Linked DNA regions of Homo sapiens: region 2 is linked to region 1. A link is a loop called in an ENCODE intact Hi-C map of the cell type or tissue named here. Cell type or tissue: A673. All regions are shown on one strand. Each heading gives the region's core, and the rest is flanking DNA. Links, peaks and the distances in the headings are about the cores only.

Region 1 (10,868 bases), core at 1,411-9,410:
GCATTTACTCTGATTGAAATTATCCACGCTCATGCACAATGCTTGAATAGAAAACCGCTGAGGTCATACTGTATCACTAAGCTTTTTTATTATATATAGCAGCAACATTCTGCATATCATAAGGTAAAACCTAGCAGACTAGCTTGTAATAAATTTCTAATTCATGCCCAATAGATGAGATTTAATACTTAGTTTTCCAAAGGAAAGTCTACCACTGAATCCAAACTTCAACTGATGATGATTGGATTTCTCCTTAGACGTGTCCTTTTTTAAAATGGATACGTTGATTACAAATAACTTGTCTTTTCAGATTGCTCATTACTTAACAAAGAAATAGATGAAGTGAGCATCCTCACTGCTGCCTTTTGCAAATGGAATGTGGTTCAGACATCCAGGACTGCATGTTAAGTTGACTTTTTAAAAATAGAGACTGACAAGTTTAATAATTCAAGGCATAGATGTCTCTATCTTTGCACATGAGCTTTTTTAATCTTTGGAGACTAGGATATAAATCATATCTTTGGTGCAAAGTAAAAGTAAGTTTGCTTTAATTGTGGTCTTTTGTAGATAGCTTTGCCTCACAGTGTGTTAGTGTCAAAAAGCCTTTTTTTTTCTGAGAAAAAGAATGCTCACAGTCCTAGGTCTGCACTATAGTCCATAAAATGAAAGATATTTGCAAGTAATCTCTCAACTGCTAAGAAATTTCATCAATTCTGATTCATTTCTTTGGATCTCACATCTTGGTCTTTAATGACTTTTCCCTTTGAGCGCAAATACCCCGGGTCAGTGTCCTCTACCCCCTCAACCAGTACTACTCTTTAAGAAGCTGGAAACCATCACTCTCAGCAAACTATCCCAAGGACAAAAAACCAAACACCGCATGTTCTCACTCATAGGTGGGAATTGAACAATGAGAACACTTGGACACAGGAAGAGGAACATCACACACCGGGGCCTGTTGTGGGGTGGGGGTAGGGGGGAGGGATAGCATTAGGAGATATACCTAATGTAAATGATGAGTTAATGGGTGCAGCACACCAATATGGCACATGTATACATATGTAACAAACCTGCATGTTGTGCACATGTACCCTAGAACTTAAAGTATAATTTTAAAAAATTAAAAATAAATAAATAATCTATAAAATCCAAAGGCATCTGTTCTACTCATGATGCCTTGATGATATGAGTGGTGGTAAGGAATCACTTGTATCTGTAAGTAGTATCTACATGGGCAGGATTTTCCACCCTTTTGATAAAACTGGTCAGTTAATAAGTTTCTTGAGTCAGAAGGGTGACATGAGCATGTTCCCTCCTGGATTAATCCTTATCCACAAGACAGAACAAAACAATACATTGAGTGAAGGTGTACCATATAAGTTTGCATATGGACAGAGCCCCAGGTCTACTTTTGAAGGTAGCTACAAATAAGAAGTATAAAGTCAAATCTCATATCTTTGGACAGCTCTAGGATTATTTGAATAGGCTGAACAAGCTGAATCATCCTTGGAGCCCACCTTCAGTTCTGTCTTCTTCTATTTTATAACAGGAGAGTTAAGGGTTATGGAGTGAAGAGAGACCCGGATTTGAATCCTAGGTTACCGGCTACATGCCCTTAGGTAGGTTACAAATCTTTTGTGTCTCCATCTGCTTACCCGCAAAACAGAGAAAAGATTAGCCCTTGTCCCAAGGTAATTTATAGATTCAATGCCATCCCCATCAAGCTACCAATGACTTTCTTCACAGAATTGGAAAAAACTACTTTAAAGTTCACATGGAACCAAAAAAGAGCCCACATCACCAAGTCAATCCTAAGCCAAAAGAACAAACCTGGAAGCATCACGCTACCTGACTTCAAACTATACTACAAGGCTACAGTAACCAAAACAGCATAGTACTTGTACCAAAACAGAGATATAGACCAATGAACAGAACAGGGCCCTCAGAAATAATGCCGCATACCTACAACTATCTGATCTTTGACAATCCTGAGAAAAACAAGCAATGGGGAAAGGATTCCCTATTTAATAAATGGTGGTGGGAAAACTGGCTAGCCATATGTAGAAAGCTGAAACTGGATCCCTTCCTTACACCTTATACAAAAATTAATTCAAGATGGATTAAAGACTTACATGTTAGACCTAAAACCATAAAAACCCTAGAAGAAAACCCAGGCTTTACCATTCAGGACATAGGCATGGGCAAGGACTTCATGTCTAAAACACCAAAAGCAATGGCAACAAAAGCCAAAATTGACAAATGGGATCTAATTAAACTAAAGAGCTTCTGCACAGCAAAAGAAACTACCATCAGAGTGAACAGGCAACCTACAAAATGGGAGAAAATTTTCGCAACCTACTCATCTGACAAAGGGCTAATATCCAGAATCTACAATGAACTCAAACAAATTTACAAGAAAAAAACAAACAACCCCATCAAAAAGTGGGCGAAGGACATGAACAGACACTTCTCAAAAGAAGACATTTATGCAGCCAAAAAACACATGAAAAAATGCTCACCATCACTGGCCATCAGAGAAATGCAAATCAAAACCACAATGAGATACCATCTCACACCACTTAGAATGGCAATCATTAAAAAGTCAGGAAAGAACAGGTGCTGGAGAGGATGTGGAGAAATAGGAACACTTTTACACTGTTGGTGGGGCTGTAAACTAGTTCAACCATTGTGGAAGTCAGTGTGGCGATTCCTCAGGGATCTAGAACTAGAAATACCATTTGACCCAGCCATCCCATTACTGGGTATATACCCAAAGGACTATAAATCATGCTGCTATAAAGACACATGCACACGTATGTTTATTGCGGCACTATTCACAATAGCAAAGACTTGGAACCAACCCAAATGTCCAACAATGATAGACTGGATTAAGAAAATGTGGCACATAGACACCATGGAATACTATGCAGCCATAAAAAATGATGAGTTCATGTCCTTTGTAGAGACATGGATGAAATTGGAAATCATCATTCTCAGTAAACTATCGCAAGAACAAAAAACCAAACACCGCATATTCTCACTCATAGGTGGGAATTGAACAATGAGAACACATGGACACAGGAAGAGGAACATCACACTCTGGGGACTGTTGTGGGGTGGGGGGAGGGATAGCTTTAGGAGATATACCTAATGCTAAATGAGGAGTTAATGGGTGCAGCACACCAGCATGGCACATGGATACATATGTAACTAACCTGCACATTGTGCACATGTACCCTAAAACTTTAAGTATAATAATAATTAAAAAAATAATAAAAAATAAAATGAAATTTAAAAAAAATGATTAGCCCCTGTTTCATGAGGACTGTTGTGAGGATTAAATGAACTGATGTTTGTAAAATGCTTAGCATGGTGCTTAACACATAATGCAGTTCAATAAACGGGAGCTATTATTGTTGTTGTTGGTGATGTTGCCTCCTGTAAGTGGAATTGTGTTGTATCTTTGCTGCTTACCAGCTGTTTGACTTTGGGCAAGTCAGTTCACATCTCTGGTTTTCCCTTTTGTCATATAAGGATAATAACAGTTCCTACCTGAAATGGTTGTTGTGAAGATTACACAGGATAATCAGTACAAAGCTCTTAGCAAAGCACCTGGTATGTTTTAAGTAACGAAGTAAATGTTGATATCTTGTTGCTTCCTCCTCTTCCTGACCAACCAACATCTTTCCCTGGAATGAATATTTTATTGAGGAAGGAAAATAGAGGCATGGGAAAGAATCTGAAAACGTGACAGGAGTACCTGTACACAGAGGAAGGTGAGAGTTTGATGAAGTATCAAATATTGTAATACAACCACATAATTCATACATAGAAAAAATGTAAATTTAATTAAAACATTAAAATACATTTTTATTTTAACATTGTGGGAGATGGCAATATAATGCATCAAATTTGATTAAGAATGAATTATAAACTTAAAATTATTCCACAGTGTGGTGAAACTAGAAGATTTCTTAGGAGTGATTACAATAATTACATTAATTCCCCTTCCACCTTCAGTAATTAAAACCCTTGCCCACTTTGAAATCATTGGAAGGTAATCTCTGATCTACTCTTTTGGCCATTGGCACAACACCACTCTTTTCTGTCATGCTATTTCATTATCTTCACAGGTAAACTTTGACTCCTGTCCATAAATCAAATTTTCTCAAACTAGATGTTCAGTCTAAACTCATTGAGAATGTGTTTGCTGTTTATTCCATATATGAAAAAAATGCCCAATTCTCTCCATTACAACCACAATTTCTGATTTTAAATGAGATCTAAAAAAAGAAATAAAAGGGACATATTTAAAATATTCAAGTGTCCACAATTAGAACTGTTAATCTCATAACTATATAATACCTTCTTTGAAATTGAGAGCTATAAATATTTTAGTTTGATATTGATAATCTAAGTGCCCTATAAAAGCTTTTCAGATAAATTTTAGACCCTGTACAACAAACATTCTTATACAGTTAGGATATGCACTGATTCTAATCAGTAGCATAAGCATCTAAATAACATAAAAATATTTCCCAACACTCAAATGGCTTAGTTCCGGGGATGATGGATCTTTAGAAATCTTATACAATGCAGTTCATGGTTTAAAATAACATCATATTTCCTTATGAGTAACCCAACTTTCCACAAGGCCAAATGTAAAGTGCTCAGTTTCTATTTAAACTATTTTTCTAAGAATTTCTATTCCAAATACCAATACTTCATTGCTCAGATGTATTTGTGGTATTGATTTTTACTGAGGATAGTTTTATAATAAACTGGTGATTCAACAGATTCAAGTTTTACGTAGTTTTTCCTTCTGCTATTGTTTTTTTTTTTTTTTATCTCCAAGACTGGTTAGAAATAGAAGACCAAAAATAAAACAGAAAAGATTAGGTAGCTTAGATAAAACTTACTTGGATCATAACACAAGTGACATGTTATAACATAGTAGATGCTCAATCTTCCAAGATGCTCAACAATCTTGGAAGGTAACCAAAAATGTTTGATTCCAAATAGTTATTTTAATAGTAATAATCAGTTAATAAGATGATGTTTATCCATATTTAACTCTTTTACTTACTTTTTTTCTAAATTGTTTCTTATATAGAAACAGAGGGTCTTACTTTGGGGCATCTTGTGATTGATTGCTTTTTTAGAAATTGATTTGTATATATATATATATATTTGGGAAGGAGGTGAATGTTTTACCAGAAAACAAGTGATTACTGAAGTAGATGTGTATGGATTCTTGGAGCTGCAATAAACTCACTAGCGGTAATAAACTGTGGTTCCTAGCTTTGATTTTTTTGGGAAGGTTATTGTTGTTTACAAGGAAACATTACACTTTAATGGTTTTTAGCGATGCAGACATTTATAAAGGACAGAAGTATTTGTTACATATTTTTATTTACACATTTCACTTTTTATCATTAAATGATACATGGTGCAGTGAATACATAATGGATGTAATACTGCCACCTCTTGGTTATGTAAATGGAGATCTCCAAAGTCATAATTCTCTGTATTCAAACTGGAAAATGCAAGTGCTTAAAAGTCAGCTAAGTCTTTTCTATTTTGGTTTAGTGAAAACAGTTGTGAATGAATATCTATGCAAATGTGTATGTTTTAAACGCCTCTAAAAAGTGCATTATCTATGCATTAAAAGATATATGTGTTTATGAAACAAAAGTGACAGTGACATTTTGTGCTGAGGCATTCCAGAAAGCAATATTCAGAGTTGCAATAAGTTTAGAATTGTTTAGAGTGTCCTTCATTCAATCCAGATCAATTTAATCCAATCTTTGCTTAAATACAACCTAAACCATAGAAATTCAATCATTTTCTTATTTTAAAAGAGCACTCTTTCTTCATTTTAATCAATTTTAATCACTGAGCAAGGTATTAGATAACCAGATTATGGGATGGAAAATCTGGCATTTTCTTATTAAAGAAGGTCAAAAACTTGGACTGAAACTGAATTAAGTGACCCAGGACAAAAAGGCTAGATAATTATCATTTTTTCTCTCAGGTAGGGAGGAGCTTATAAATACAACATGCTGGATAATTTTCACGTGGGTATGTGGATGGTACAATCAATTACCTATTTTAACAAAGAGGGCAAGAACTAACCACAGTGTTTCATCAGCACTGCTCTCTAGATAAACATTTTACTACTTTAATAACAGTTTTCATTTCTACAATACTTAATATTTAACACAGCCCCGTATCTGTCAGTTCACATGATCGGATAGTCAGTTTCCTAAACAGTGGAAGTGCATCATGCAGTCATAAAGGACCCACAGCTTTTTTCCGGCAGATAGTCAATGGTGCTCTTCTTCAAATCAAGCAATAATATGACCATTCTGTCATCCAGATACAAAAAGTGACCCTGCTGACACTGTCAGCATGACAGATGTGTACTTGGCAACTGGTGATAGCACTAAGGATTGTCAAACATTTTTGCTTGCCTGTTTCCCTTAGCAACCAAATACTGATCCAGGATTGGGGACAGAGGGTGTGACTCTAGAATGGTTATGATCTATGTGAAACCCCTGGGGAGAACAATCAAATATCAACACTGGAAGAGACCTTAGAGACCATCTAGTCCAATTTCCCCTTTTGAAACATGGAAAAACAAGCGTCCTGAGAGGAGACATAAGTTGGTCACCAAGCAAGTGGGTCGCATAGCAGGACCAGAAGCTGGGTCCTCCAAGTGCAAGGCCAGTTCTCTCCTAACACACCATGCTGTCTCTGGGCTCTTTAGTCCTGCTTCAGCCTTCAGGTGTCTTCAGCTGTAGAAGAAATTGAGATCTGCTTCCTTGGAAGCTGCTTTCCAACTATGAACAGCAAAGGGTTTAAGCCATGTTGCCTTACTCAATGTTCTGATCCACGCAATCCTGTTGGCTTCTGGGAATGCTTACAGGTATGGAGGCACCTCCTATGTCAGGGGTACTTTTTAGACTCAAGACGTAATCTCTTCTGGTGTTGGAAATAAGTGTGTATGCCTTCAATGATCATCTCAGGCTACCCACCAAAGAGGAAGTTCAAAAACATGGCCTAAAAACATAACATAGCTAGTGGAGAAACTGCCACCCGGGAGAAAAAGCAAAGTATCTTCCATGAGGTCTCACAGAAGGATTGTGGCTGAGTGGAAGTTGGTGATTTTCCTTGTGGGGGAAAGCAAGAGAGATCAGACTGTTACTGTGTCTGTATAGAAAGAAGTAGACATAGGAGACTCCATTTTGTTCTGTACTAAGAAAAATTCTTCTGCCTTGAGATTCTGTTAATCTATGACCTTACCCCCAACCCCGTGCTCCCTGAAACATGTGCTGTGTCGACTCAGGGTTAAATGGATTAAGGGCTGTGCAGGATGTGCTTTGTTAAACAGATGCTTGAAGGCAGCATGCTCCTTAAGAGTCATCACCACTCCCTAATCTCAAGTACCCAGGGACACAAACACTGCGGAAGGCCGCAGGGACCTCTGCCTAGGAAAGCCAGGTATTGTCCAAGGTTTCTCCCCATGTGATAGTCTGAAATATGGCTTCGTGGGAAGGGAAAGACCTGACCATCCCCCAGCCTGACACCCGTAAAGGGTCTGTGCTGAGGAGGATTAGTATAAGAGGAAGGCATGCTTCTTTGCAGTTGAGACAAGAGGAAGGCACCTGTCTCCTGCCCGTCCCTGGGCAATGGAATGTCTCGGTATAAAACCTGATTGTACGTTCCATCTACTGAGATAGGGAAAAACCGCCTTAGGGCTGGAGGTGGGACAGGTGGACAGCAATACTGCTTTGTAAAGCATCGAGATGTTTATGTGTATGCATATCTAAAAGCACAGCACTTAATCCTTTACCTTGTCTATGATGCAAAGACCTTTGTTCACGTGTTTGTCTGCTGACCCTCTCCCCACTACTGTCTTGTGACCCTGATACATCCCTCTCTCGGAGAAACACCCACGAATGATCAATAAATACCAAGGGAACTCAGAGGCTGGTGGGATCCTCCATATGCTGAACTCTGGTACCCCAGGTCCCCTTATTTCTTTCTCTATACTTTGTCTCTGTGTATTTTTCTTTTCCAAGTCTCTCATTCCACCTTACGAGAAACACCCACAGGTGTGGAGGGGCAACCCACCCCTTCATTCCTACAGCATTTTGTTATCTCTATTACTGCTATAATGCATCAATTTACAGGTAACTGGGGAGGAAAAGTTTTTAAAGAGGAAAAGAAACTTTGAGGCTAAAGGGTGTTCCATAAAGGTTTAATGATATTGACGAGATGGTCACTGTTGTTAACTTACAGCTAGAAAGGGAGGTACTCATTTTCTTAAATTGAATTTTCATCAAGTAGCAGCCTCTTTCCTGCCCCCCTACCATTCTCAGCAGCTGTCCTAAGACCTAAACCAGTGTTGCTGAAAATTCAGAATATCAAAATAAGTTATAGCTTCAACTATGCTATGTTCTTCTGACCCAGTAATTAGTACCTGGACCCCAAACTATGAAAGAAAATGGTACGTTTGTTAGAATAGCTCACAGTTTTTACACAGGTCACAGAAGCAACACAGAGGCTCAGGCAAGGAAGTACAGGTCACTCATGTTTAATGCTGTAATATGGCATTGACCTCTGAGGCAGCAATTATTGCAGAGATCATGATGCAAGAAAGGACTCTTTCTGTTATTTGGCACCCATACAGAGTTGGAAAGAGAAGAGCTTTGAACCCCAGGTAATGAAGGTCTCGCTCAGTCAGTTAATGTGAGGCATTCTCATTTGCTTGCCAGCCAGCTGGACAAGGATTGTGCAAGGCCAGCCAGAGCACATTATTTTCATGGAGAGAGGCAAGGCATACAGCACTGTGCAAGAAGTGGCCCTCTTGGGGCACAACCTGGGCCTGGCCCACTGTTCTAAACCTACATGTTGGCAAGTCATGGACGTGGAGAAAGAGAGGCTGTGGGTCGGGGGACGGCGGGGGGGACAGGGGAAGCAGGAGAGACAGACAGACAGAGATTGATTGTGTGTGTGTGGTGTGGAGGGTGTGTGAGAGAGTGTATTTTAAATGATGTGTCTAAATATTATGTGTGAGCCTACTTTTATGGTGAGTCTGTGGATGTGCCTTGTGGTTTGGGTAAAGCATTGTGAAAGGGGTGGGAGTTGTAAGGTATGTGTGGTTCATACGATCAGGAGGCAAAGAAGGGAATATTCCATTTATCAATGGCTCAGCCAGGTGAAGAGGATAACGACCAGTGTTCAGTAGTCGGATGGCTGAGAGGCACTAAAGGACCTACTATGTGGGGCTTTCTGGGACTCCAGAATGAGATATCATCCTAATCAGCAATTCTGGACCTTTCTTTGCTTACAGACCACTGATAATAACAGCTGAAACATATTGGGCACTTGCAGTGTGCCAGGTACTGTGCTAAAGTCTTTGCATGTATGAATTCATTTTATTCTTACAATGCTGTGAAGTAGGCACTATTATTGCCCCATTTCTGTGGAAGAGGAAACTGAAGCACAGAGTGTACAACTTCCCCAAGGCCACCCAACCAGTAAATGGCACAGCCAGAATTTGAATGCAGGCAACCTAGCTACATAGCCCATCCTCTTTGCCACTATTCTCTACAGTCTCTTATCTATCACCTCCTTATCAAAGCCCACTTTTTCTGCTGACCTCAACCCTCTGCCTTTACAGAAGAGGAAATGGAATTCAAGAGAGGAAAAGCGGATTGCCTTGGGCCAAAGTCATCTTCAGTAGAGCCTACTATTCACATATACCCTGCCCTATCATTGACCTTGGGCAGCCAATCTCTTGGGAGGAAGCATCTAGTCCATGAGCACCGTGCATTCTTTTGGCCCTTCCATCATTAGCCTTTATTTCAGGGATTTGAGCACAGACAGTCAGAAAGAGTCCCTTTGCTAGTTTTAAGATAAATGGAATCATTCAACTCCATTTCCCATTTGTCACTAATGTTGTGAATGGGGGTATATTTTACTTAAGGCTGTGCACATATGCACCTTTCAAAGAGCTTCAATCTATCAGTCTTGGAGCATATGGGGGAAAGTAAGTTTGACAAATCTACTGAAACACCTCAGAGACACTAATCCAGGAGGGGTATTGCCTATTTTTTTAATAACCAAAGTGCTAAGGCAGGATCTGTGGTAAGACCAGAGGCTAAGCCATACAAATATGAAGATTCATTTATGAATGGCTTTTAGTGATATGACAAAATGAAATGAAGTACAAGAAACTGTAAAATTGCTTTTTAACTTTAAATTTTACACTGTGTAACCATGTGTATATGATAAGCAAAATAGAACCACAAATGGTTAATCAATGTTTTTTACTATCTTCATGACCAACTTGTATGGACTATTTGGATGCTAAAATCATTTATGTACAAGTTAGGCAAGGTTGCCCACTTCCAAAATGAGCTGCCTGGAGAGGAAGTAGCCCTAGCAGTGGTTGTGAGGCATCCCCCTCCTAAATTTTTTGGAGGAGCATATGGCCCATCTGGATGTCTATTAACTTGGAAATATGATGTTTTTAACCAAGAAGCAAATTCTTGACTTGAAAGAAATAGATACAAAGCCCAGCTTGTAACTTAGGAATTCACGTTATGCATTTTACTCGAAAAATGTGGCAAATGAGCCTAAAAATGAACTCACTATATACATCACGGCATGAGCCAACTTTCCAGAAAACTGTCAGAACAGCCATGGAGGATTAGAGGAAGCTTATTTGAGAGTACAACGTTTAAAAGTGGCTAGACTGCTCACCGCATACCAGTTAACAGAAGTGACTGGTAATTCTGGTGGATGTAGGCTCCTCTGGTTAAAAACAACAACAACAACAACAACTTTCAATAAAAGTT
Region 2 (10,868 bases), core at 851-8,850, 410 kb before region 1:
CACACCTGTAATTCCCAGCACGTTGGGAGGCCAAGGCGGGAGGATCACTTGAAGCCAGGAGATAGATAGAGACAAGCCTGGGCAACAAAGTGAGACCTTAGCCTTAGAAAAAAAAAATAGTTAAATGTGGTGGCACGTGCCCGTAGTCCCAGCTACTTGGGGACTGAGATGGGACATGGCTTGAGCCCAGGAGTTAGAGGTTACAGAGAGCTGATCACGCCACTGCACTCCTGACTGGGTGACAGAGAGACCAGATCTCAAAACAAAACAAAACAAACCAACAACAACAACAACAAAAACACTAGCAATCCCCATGCCCTATCAGAGGGGACCTTTGCCTTCTCATAATGGTGTTACTGCCCCTTTCCACTCTCCTAGTGATTACTTCTTGGTGGCAGGTCATGGTTATACAAATAGTCGTGTAGATTTTATGACAGAATGATAGTCTTAATGGAAACCAACCCACATACCTAGCTAGATAGAAAAGGTTTTTGTTGTATTCATAAAAGGTTTTATAGAAGAAAAATCAGCAATCAATCATAGTATTTAACAACGCTCACTGAAAAGAATGTTTTCCTTGTACAAAACTTAAATCCCCACATATTAAAGCTTAAGCTCATTTCCTTGTATTCTCTCCTCAAGATTAAGGGAGAAACCTCCGCCCCAGAAAGCTGCTATTTCTCTCCAGGTTTTCTTGATTAAATGGCCAAGCAGGTAATCAGAGGCCTTGAACTCTCGATGTTGCAGCTGCCATGGCTAATTAAATGGTGAAGTGCTGAATTCACAGACATGATTAATACCATCAGGGCGTTTTATGGCTTTAATGTTCATAAATTATGACTGAACAATGAAATTTGTATGTGGGTTATAGGATTTTTCTTCTTAAGGATCAGAATTAATCAGTGTTTTCTCAATTGATTTTAAATATAAATCAGAGGTAGCATCAGTAAATTCTATAGCTTAAGTATTTAGAGAATGATCTCAGAAACAGGACATAATGAAAACCAAGCCACCATCCTAGTGTGATGCAAGCCTAAGGTCTTGTGGATTTTCATTCTAAATGCAATTCAGGAAGGCCAATCAGTTTCTAAAAGGATGGTTCTGGAGACCTTTGTTTCTGAAGTATAACTCCCCTAAATGATCTAATCTTTGCCAGCTAATATATGTGTCAGGGTATGTAACAGAATACAGTAGTCACTCTTTCTTTACCTGGCATTCTAGTGTGACACTAACAAGATTTCCTTAAATTGCATTTTTCTTCCTGGAGTTAAGTGTCTATTTCTTTTCTTTCTTTTTTCTTATTTTTCTTTTTTTTAGAGGCAGGGTCTTACTCTGTCACCCAGGGTGGAATGCAGTGGCAGGATCATAGCTTGCTGCAGCCTGGAACTCCTGGGCTCAAGGGATCCTTCTGCCTCAGCTTCCCAAAATGCTGGGATTACAGGTGTGAGCCACTGTGCCTGGCTGGCTGAAAAGAGCCTATTCTGTTAGCTTTTCTCTAAACTCCTCATTTGTATTTCTATCCAGTTGTTTCTCTGAGCCTTTGTACATAATTAGACCACAAAAGGTGGTACTTGGCTACCTCATCTCGTAAATACTCTCTCTGCTGCCTTACTTAGTGAATGGGGAGATCCCAGTGTTACTCGACGTTGGTGCATTTGAATCTGCCAACATTTCCTTTCTTTGAGCTCATCATCAGTCCTTGACCAGGTAACTTCCCACTCAGATATTTTGGTGAACTGTTAGTGTAGAAGGAGAACAAACTGGCAAGTGATTCTGAGTGAGCTTATCTTCACATAGGAAGGGTGTTTGAAATTTCTCATTTTCAGAATTTCAGAAAGACAGCCAATTCCTTTCTGCTCAGAATGGACTGAGGCTGCTCCCGATTAGGCTGTCTGAGTTCTCTCATTTTTACTCATCACAGTCACATCTGTTTGGGTTTCTGTCTCTCTCCTGGAGATGCCTCTTGAGAGCAGGTCCCCTCAGCTTCCTTACAGCTCCTCTGAGGCCTGCCAAAAGAGATTGGCAGAGAACGATCAGCATTCTATGCCCAGATAACTCACATAACTCTCTCTGAAAAGAATGCTAAAACCTAGTTCTCAAGTGAACCCACGAGGAGTGGAATCAAAGGGACTTTTGCATTTTTTCCTTGGAATCCAATTTAGAATTTATGTTCTCATGGGGTGGGAAGAGAACAGAGAGATGGGAAGTATGAAGAGGGGAAGATAAAGAAGTAGGAACAGGAACATATGGGAAAAATAATCATAGGCTCCCAGAGCCAAAAGGACTTTAAGGAACATGTCATCTGGAGGTTTCCAAACGTTTTGTTTTTAGTACCAGAATCTTTTCATTTTTATTTTTTACGTAAGAAATCATACAATGAGCTCCACTATATAAAACAGATGAAAAGAGAAAGAGAAATAAACAGTTGAATGAAAACAGTTAAAATAGATGAAATCTACTGTTGAAACATTGGCGAGGGAACTTTTATTACTTTTCATTACTTTTAGATTGCTGAAGAATACAAAGTGAAAACTGCCAATCTTGTCTAAGTATTACTTTAAAGATGGGAAAATTGAGGCCTGTAATATGGAGAAATGACATACTCAAGGTCACACAGCCAATTAGTGGCAGAGATAGGATTAAAACATATGTTTCCAGCCTGCCAGGCTAGAACTCTTTGGGAGTTGAGTTAGAAAAAAAAGCTAAGAATGCTTTCTTTCTGAACATGGTCAAAAAGAGAGGTTGGTGGACAATGCAATGGGAGAGCGGACACGTGGGAGAAACAACGGAGAATAGACCCTACCTTAGAATAGAGCATAGAAGAGTTTGAACCACCAGGGATAAGCAGAGATAACTGAAATTTACAAATATGGAGGAGATCCAGGAAGTTCCATAGCAAGGCCACAATGTGAACTGCTAGGAACAAATCAAAACTGGAGAAAAAGGGATTTGGAAATAGGTGTCAAAAGAGAATTCTTTATTACTTCCCCTACACAAATGTCGTACTATTGGCCCAGGATGGCAGTGGGACAGCAAAGACAAGCAAAATATGCTTCTCTAGGATTGGCTGCAATTCTTTCATTATACCTTCTCAAGATGGATGTGACTTTGGCATAGTTTCCTGTTGGAGATTTGAAAGTAATATTCACATTCGTCTCTGAAATTTTAAGCACCTGGGAAATAGACATGAGAGTTAGGAAAACGCGAACATATCTGCTTTGTGTGTGTGTGTGTGCGCGCGCGTGTGTGCGTGTGTGGAGTTTCGCTCTTATCGCCCAGGCTGGAGTGTGGTGGCCTGATCTTGGCTCACTGCAACCTCCGCCTCCCGGGTTCAAGCGATTCTCATGCCTCAGGCTCCCAAGAAGCTGGGACTACAGGCAGGCGCCACCATGCCTGGCTAATTTTGTATTTTTAGTAGAGACAGGGTTTCACCATGTTGGCCAGGCTGGTCTCAAACTCCTGACCTCAGGTGATCTGCTTGCCTCAGCCTCCCAAAATTCTGGGATAACAGGCGTGAGGCACTACGCCTGGCCAATATCTGCATTATTAATGGTTAAGTTCATTGAGCAATATGATTTGGACCCAATTTCAAAATGGTTTTCTTTCACTTTCTGCCCCAGATTGAATTTACCCTCTGGTCACAGGCCTTTGTGAGTTCTCTTTGTGGAAGAGAGAGGAGAATGAATGAGGTCCGTAGACAGACAGATCACAGAGAGATGCCCCCTTCTCAAGTCTCATTAATAATGTGCCATGCATTTTCCTGTTCATGAAAACAAAAGATTCAAGGGGGTCAGGATATAAAAAGACAGAAATATCTTTTGTGGGTTGGCAGGAACATGTGACAGAGGGAGAGTCTCGTTCCCCCTCCCCCATACTCTTCATTTTTCAATATTATACAATTTAATCAGGGAGAGAAGGATTAGAGCAAGAAGGACATCTACAAACACGTGTAGAATCACCTGGTTATCAGCCTTGGCCCAGTGGTTCCATGAGCTTATGTGGATGGTAGACAGGAGTTAGAAACAAAAGGATGTATTTACAGTTTGTGTTTGCAAATTTGTAATAAATGCCCCCGCCATTCTTATTATATATTCCTGAAGTCTTCTCTGAGTCTGTTTACCTCTAATATGTACCACAGAGTGTCCACACCAATAATTCTACAGGCGTCCTGAAAATACCTTATGAATGGTGTTTGCAGAAGCAAACAGTGAGAGCTATCTGAGAGGAGAAGTGGAGGAAAAACGGTGTGGGAAAGCCCTTATGATTTTCTCAATACCATCTCTTCTTCTAAGGTCTATCCCCTTCCTGAATCAGAACTTCATCCTTCTTTAGCTTTTGCATGCCTGCTCTGGGTCAGGATCCCAAGAGAGAAATGAGAGTAGGAACAAAAGGCCCTTGGGGTTGGTGCTTGGCAGAAGGTAAAAACATGCAGAGAATAAGCAGAGACCTTGTACCTGTTCATCACCCACCCCAAATATTTGGGCTTGATCAAAGCTTCTCCTGACCCCTCTTTATGTAAGATATTTCCCTTCATGGTATCTGGAATTTAAACAACAATCACAAACATTTTGAACTAGGAAATAGCCTCCTACTCTTCAGAATCAATATCAATCAGTCATTCCTCAGGGATTTATTTTTCCCTATGAATCAAATTTTAAAGAAGTGGATACTTGAATAGACTTGAGGTGTTAAAACTCTCGTCTACCTTGTCCTCCCTTTTCATTTGGGAAAGCCAAAAGCACAAAAGAGTAGGTAGAAAATGTCAGACCCTTTGGCATCATTCTCCTGTAACTATCAGTCTCAACCCACTGCAACCTTTACCCCAGTCTGCCTTGCAGACACACAGTGGTGCTTCTGATGGAGCAAGAGACATTTCAAGATTGCAGAGAAGTGGAAGGAGGGGTAGCAACAGCTTCCCCTGTGAAGCAATGGAATCTACAGAAGGGTCCGGTGATTCAGCTCTTATGGGCTAAGAAGCCTGAAAGCATTTCAGTGTTGCTGAGTCCGAGCTTGTTTGTTGGGTAGTCAGGCAAGGAAAAAAGGGCTAGAGTCTGAAGATAAGCTGAGCATCTGGTTTTGCATCTACATTAGTTCTGAAAAGAGGTGATGGGGGTGCCATGTAGGAGTCCAGTAAAGACGGTGTAGGGCTGCCAGGTAGTAGAGCTGCTCTATTTTGCTTCCTAGTTGGCCTCAGAAATCAAGTAAAATAGTCAAATAATTGTGTCTGTTTGAAGGTAGGGATGTAGACAGGCCATTTCTCTTTGCTGCATTTCTGGCCTCAAAACCTCTTCTTTCTTTTCCTCCAGAATAAAATATAACACAGGGAGAGGACAGAACTTGTTAATAGACTGAGGCCAGCAAAAAGCCAGACTGGTTCCTGAATTGGAGGGAAGGAGGCTGCCTGACTTTGGAGGAGCAGAAAAAAATAAGTTAGGAGATTAGAGATGGGCCACAGCTTAAATAGAGAGGTTCGACTCTGCATTTCCCAAATACGTAATGCTTACGGTACACGACCCAAGCTCTCTGCTTGAATCCCAAATCTGAGCGGACAGATGAGGGGGCGCAGAGGAAAAACAGGTTTTGGACCCTACAAATTGGCTTGAAATGAAAAGTCAGCAAAAACCACTGGGTGGCAGCGTGGTGTGCGGGCGCAGCTCTGCAGTGTCTGCTTCTGCTGCTACCGCTGGGGCTGAACCCGTCTGGGGACTCTGGCCTCCTCCCCTGAATGGCTACAAGTGTCGCCAAGCAAAATACCTCTGCGCGGGTGGGTGAGGGTTCTCCGGGTTGTTGGTGCGTCCAAGCCTGAGGCAGGGATCTGGCGAACTTCTGAGGGGCTCCAGCCCGAGCACAATCTGGTCAGCTCAAACACTGAGGAAACACCCCCACCACTCCATCCCCCAATGCCGAGCAAACCCCCGCTCCGTCAGCCCAACTACCTCATCTCAGTTCCTCCTCCATCACTGTTTCCTCCCGAAGCTCCTTTCGGGAAAAGGAGGGGAGAAGGATTTGGACGACTGGGGCAGTGCGGAAGCCCCTACAGGTGTTAGCCGGAACGGGCGGCCGGGGACTTGGGGGGGTGGGGGTGGGGGTGGGGGTGGGAGGGGCGGCCTGCGGCTCCGAGCCTACGGGCTCAGCCCCGGGAGGGAGGGGCCGTCGCGGGAGGGGGCTGCAAGGAGGCTGTCGCGCTGTTCCGGAGGGTGCCTGCGGCGGCTGAATTCCTGTGCTGCGACTGTGCCGCGCCCAGAGCAGCAGCAACAGCGAAGATGCGAGGCCATTACCTGTTTGATCCCTGTCGGAAACCTGGCACGGGCCAACTTTTCCCGATTATCACGCCAAGAAGTTGCAAGGACTAGTCGAAGACTCGGAGGGGCCAGGGCGAGGGCGCGCTCCCCCGCGCGCTGCCTCGTCCCTCCTCCGTCCGGCCGCCCGAGCTCCCGGCCTCTCTCCCGCCCGCGCTCACTCCCTCCGCCCGCCTCCCTCCTCTGGCCCCCATCAGAAGGGCAACAGGGCGAGGGGGTCCGGCGAAATTCGGACCGGAGCAGCTGGACATGCACGGTGTCCGCCGGGCGCAGGGGCCGACCACACGCAGTCGCGCAGTTCAGCATCCGCGTGCCAGTCTCGCCCGCGATCCCGGGCCCGGGGCTGTGGCGTCGACTCCGACCCAGGCAGCCAGCAGCCCGCGCGGGAGCCGGACCGCCGCCGGAGGAGCTCGGACGGCATGCTGAGCCCCCTCCTTGGCTGAAGCCCGAGTGCGGAGAAGCCCGGGCAAACGCAGGCTAAGGAGACCAAAGCGGCGAAGTCGCGAGACAGCGGACAAGCAGCGGAGGAGAAGGAGGAGGAGGCGAACCCAGAGAGGGGCAGCAAAAGAAGCGGTGGTGGTGGGCGTCGTGGCCATGGCGGCGGCTATCGCCAGCTCGCTCATCCGTCAGAAGAGGCAAGCCCGCGAGCGCGAGAAATCCAACGCCTGCAAGTGTGTCAGCAGCCCCAGCAAAGGCAAGACCAGCTGCGACAAAAACAAGTTAAATGTCTTTTCCCGGGTCAAACTCTTCGGCTCCAAGAAGAGGCGCAGAAGAAGACCAGGTCGGAAAGGGCTTTTGCTTTCTTTTCCCCATACTTTACGAGTGAGGTGGGGGCGGTGGGGAGCAGGTATGTAGCATAGGTGAGTTTGTTGGTGGCCCATCTTGTGCAGAAGAGGCCACCTAGCCTGTGTGCGTGCGTGGGAAGGCGCTGGCTTTCTTGCCTCCGTAACAGTAACACGCTTGCTGCATTGCAACTGCCCTGGGACAGGCGCAGAGCCTGGGGGCATACTCTGCCCTGGGTGGCTTGCCCTCAGCTTCGGACATGTCACATATGTGCATGCCCGGTGGGCTCTGGGCAGGCGTGACCCAGACATGGCTGTGATATGTATGGCGTGGAAATTGCAGGCGCAGAGCTGGGCAGACACCATCCTCCCGTCCCCAGGAGAGCCTGGGGAATCCCTCTCTTGCTTTTATCTCTGCCTCAGACCCTTCCCCTCCAGCTTCCACCTCCAAGGGATGTGGGCTTCTGCTGTCTAGGCATTGCGTTTCTTTGATGACTTTTAAGCTTTTTGGGACAGACTTGACTTGTGGTGCAGCTTCGAAATGTTTGCTGGGGCGGGGGGAGGGGGGATTTCTAGAACCTTGTTGCAAAGAGCTGAGAGATTTGGTTAGACTTAGTGTAATCGGTTACATGCTACTAAAATGCGGTGTTGAAGAGGGGATTTAAGCTCATACCCAGACTGTGGTGCTTTTGAACATTTTCAGTGGTAGGAGTAGCGCGATATTCCAGCGACTGGAAATTCAGCTCTAGGTGTCAGGTTGCGTCAAGGCAGACCTTCAGGCGAGCATGCAGTTTATTTGCCATTCTTAACCAAATGAATCTTTTACACTCTTTTCTGCCTTTTACTAGATAAATATTACAAAAAAAATAAGAGTCACCGATCTGTTATTTCTCCATTTATGTGTGCTACACCCTGGGATGGAAAAGCAGACATAACGTTTTCTGTTTGCACAAAGTTTTTAATGCATTAACTGTAAATTAGGCTTGTTTCAAAAAGGCTTAAGTGGTTGCAAAGCATGCTTATGTGGCTCGAATAATCACATAAATATTATTTCAGCGCAGGAGTCTATATTCAGTAAAAGAAAATTTTGGATAACATGGCTGTTATTGGTAAATGAGACACTTGATTGATCTATGGTTATTCATAATTGAAAATCATTTTAATTAAGAACTCATATTTTTGATAATCATACTTCTGATATGAAATTTGAAAAATTAGTATGCACTGATTTTTTCCTTCCTACCAACAAAAACCCTGCTCTTTTCACACACATTTTCACTAATGATAATTAATATGACAAGATTTGTTAATGGTGGTTGTATCTCCCTCCTCCCTTTTTTGGTATAAAAGGCTCAATTTTCCAAATACAGTTTCCTTAATGGGGTTCCACGTTATTTATGCATTTTCTACCTTCTTAGAATAAAGGAGATTATTTATTCAAATTGTGGTCATTCTGAAGGAAATCTTTGCTAGTGGGTTTTTGGTCCTTGGTCGGTTGGCAGACAACTCTGAATTATCTTTCTATTTCTCCTTTTCCTTTCACATGAAAAGTAGCACAATTTCAAAAGGCAGAATAGCCATTTGCCAACCCATTACAAATACTCAGTGAGATAGAGTTCCACTCTGTAAACCAAAGGACAGGTTATCAGAAACTATAGACACTTTCAGAAGCTTTACCAATGTTTCCAGATAGAAATAAAATGTTTCTTTAGTTTGAAAATTTATTCTGAAACTCAGAGTTTGTTTTCTTTCTTCCAGACACCTTAAAAGTGTAGTTTGACTTTTTCCATTAAGATTTGTAAATGAAATTAGAAATTGAAATTCCTAGTCTTTTCAACTACATAGGCACAATTTATCAATTGATCCAAATCATTGTTCTCTTTGCAGAGCCTCAGCTTAAGGGTATAGTTACCAAGCTATACAGCCGACAAGGCTACCACTTGCAGCTGCAGGCGGATGGAACCATTGATGGCACCAAAGATGAGGACAGCACTTACAGTAAGTGACTGCAAAATAAATAGTATATGCCAGCATGTTGTTAACATTCTGTTTTTATTTATTTTAAAAATAAATACGCTTTCCTAAATCCTGAATTAAATGCAAAATATATTCACACTACATAATCCTGTTTACACAGGTTAACCTAAAGGAAGTTGAATATGAGTCTGTCTAAGATAGTAAACTAGGGCAAATAATGTTGACACCATCTGAAGAATAATCCAAATGTCATCTCCATGGAAATCTAGATAGATTTATGGCTATCCTTTGGATTTTATTACTTTTTTCCCACAGAAAATTTACTCACCCACACACTGATCCAGAAATAGCATGTTATCTCTACTCTTAAGAACCGGTCTTAACCCAAGAGAGAGGAGTGGTTTCATACCATGAAAATTCATCATTACAAGCTTTCACTTCTGCTCCCTGCTCCACACACACACTGATAACTCTGAGACTAGTGGAATTTTAACATTGAGATACCTCCGCAGGTGGGTAAAGGGATTTCTTTTAGTTCTTTCTTTTTAACCATGGTTTCAGACCAAATTGGAGACTATAATGGTGAGCCTAAAAAAGAAACACATAAAAAATAATTAGGTTTTATTTCCAATTACTGAAAGAAGGTGATTCCAAGATGTTACGTAACCTTTAATTACATGTTTTATTTATTAGGAGTAATAAAAATATAAACTCACAAATAGTGCAGGCTTCTCCTCAATGATGATTGATGTTTTCTTGCAATTTACAGATTTCTGGAGACTTACTAAATGTTCCACAAGGCTAAAACACTTAGTTCTCACAATTTTTTTTGTTTTCTCCAATTTCTACTGAATTTCTCTCAAACCCTTTGATAATTTCGCATTAATATTCCAATTGTCGGCTGAGAAAATAACCAAGGAAACTAGGTCTGAATGCTAAGCAGTATACTCTGCAGCTTTTTAAGAGTTGTATGGCTACAGCAATGCCATTGACGAGGGTCTCAATAAGTGTAAAGAGTTTCCCACCTTTTAGGAATGCTTCGTGGGCTGATGGCCGATCTATAACCTCGAGAGGAAGTCACTTTTAATTACCATTGAAGAAAGCTTTGTTGGTATGGAGGATGAAAAAACCTCATACTGAATGGTTCTTCACTGTTTTGCAAAAGTTCTATGTCACTGTTGTGATATTAAAGTTTTATAGTAAATCCTAGTTGTTCTTTTATGCATAGTCTTCTATTTGAAACTATTAGGCAAGTGTAACTAGAGGGCTTTACTGTAATCAAATAACAGACATTAGTGTATAGTGATCATCTGCAATAAAACATTCCCATAAGTTATTGTGCAAATTGATATTTGGGGAAGGAATTAGGGGATGTAAGCTGCCCTGCTTTCCAGAGTGCCTCAGGAAAATGGGTCTGTTGAGCATTATTGAAGGCAAGTTCATGATTAGCTGCCAGTGAGCCTATCCAGTCACGTTTCTTTCCCCTTTTTAACATCTCCGGGTACAAATCAGAGAAGAAATATTTTGGATCTGGTGTTCACATGTGTTTCCTGAAAAGAAATAAAAAAAAAGTAGATAATTCATGTGCTGTGTCCTATGAACAGCAATATACCAAATTCATCGAGATCACATTCTAAGTAATCATTTTAAGAGATACACACACACACACCACACACGCATATATCAAGGCTCCATTTCTTACTGTGGAGCTTTAAATCATACAGTAGGTTTTACTCTTCAGTTCCTACATATGCATAGCTTCTGCCTTTGGTTGTCTTATAACTGACTGATACGCATGGCATTTCTGTGT

Evidence for each region. Peaks named below come from ENCODE experiments on the same cell type or tissue, not always from the same donor. Only the 100,000 strongest peaks of a DNase experiment are listed, where the experiment ranks them.
Region 2: a loop joins it to region 1, with 2.4 times the contacts of the local background. A loop is called at or near these places in 1 of 110 quality-filtered maps.

The regions. Positions count from the first base shown.
Region 1 is chrX:138,293,056-138,303,923 of GRCh38, reverse strand. No RefSeq gene overlaps it. Among named protein-coding and RNA genes, the nearest start is that of MIR504, 370 kb to the left of the region's middle. In A673, for the core only: a CTCF peak has its summit at 5,509 (motif pointing left); no DNase peak of the experiment used is centred there.
Region 2 is chrX:138,707,029-138,717,896 of GRCh38, reverse strand. FGF13 (fibroblast growth factor 13) reads left to right here and starts at 6,180. Exons shown (of 5, transcript NM_004114.5): 1 at 6,180-7,080; 2 at 8,969-9,079. The coding sequence starts at 6,894. It overlaps FGF13-AS1 (FGF13 antisense RNA 1), which reads right to left and starts at 5,790. Exons shown (of 3, transcript NR_038405.1): 1 at 5,755-5,790; 2 at 3,088-3,173; 3 at 1,292-2,006. In A673, for the core only: a CTCF peak has its summit at 5,636 (motif pointing right); a DNase peak (open chromatin) is centred at 5,686; H3K4me3 peaks cover 1,863 bases.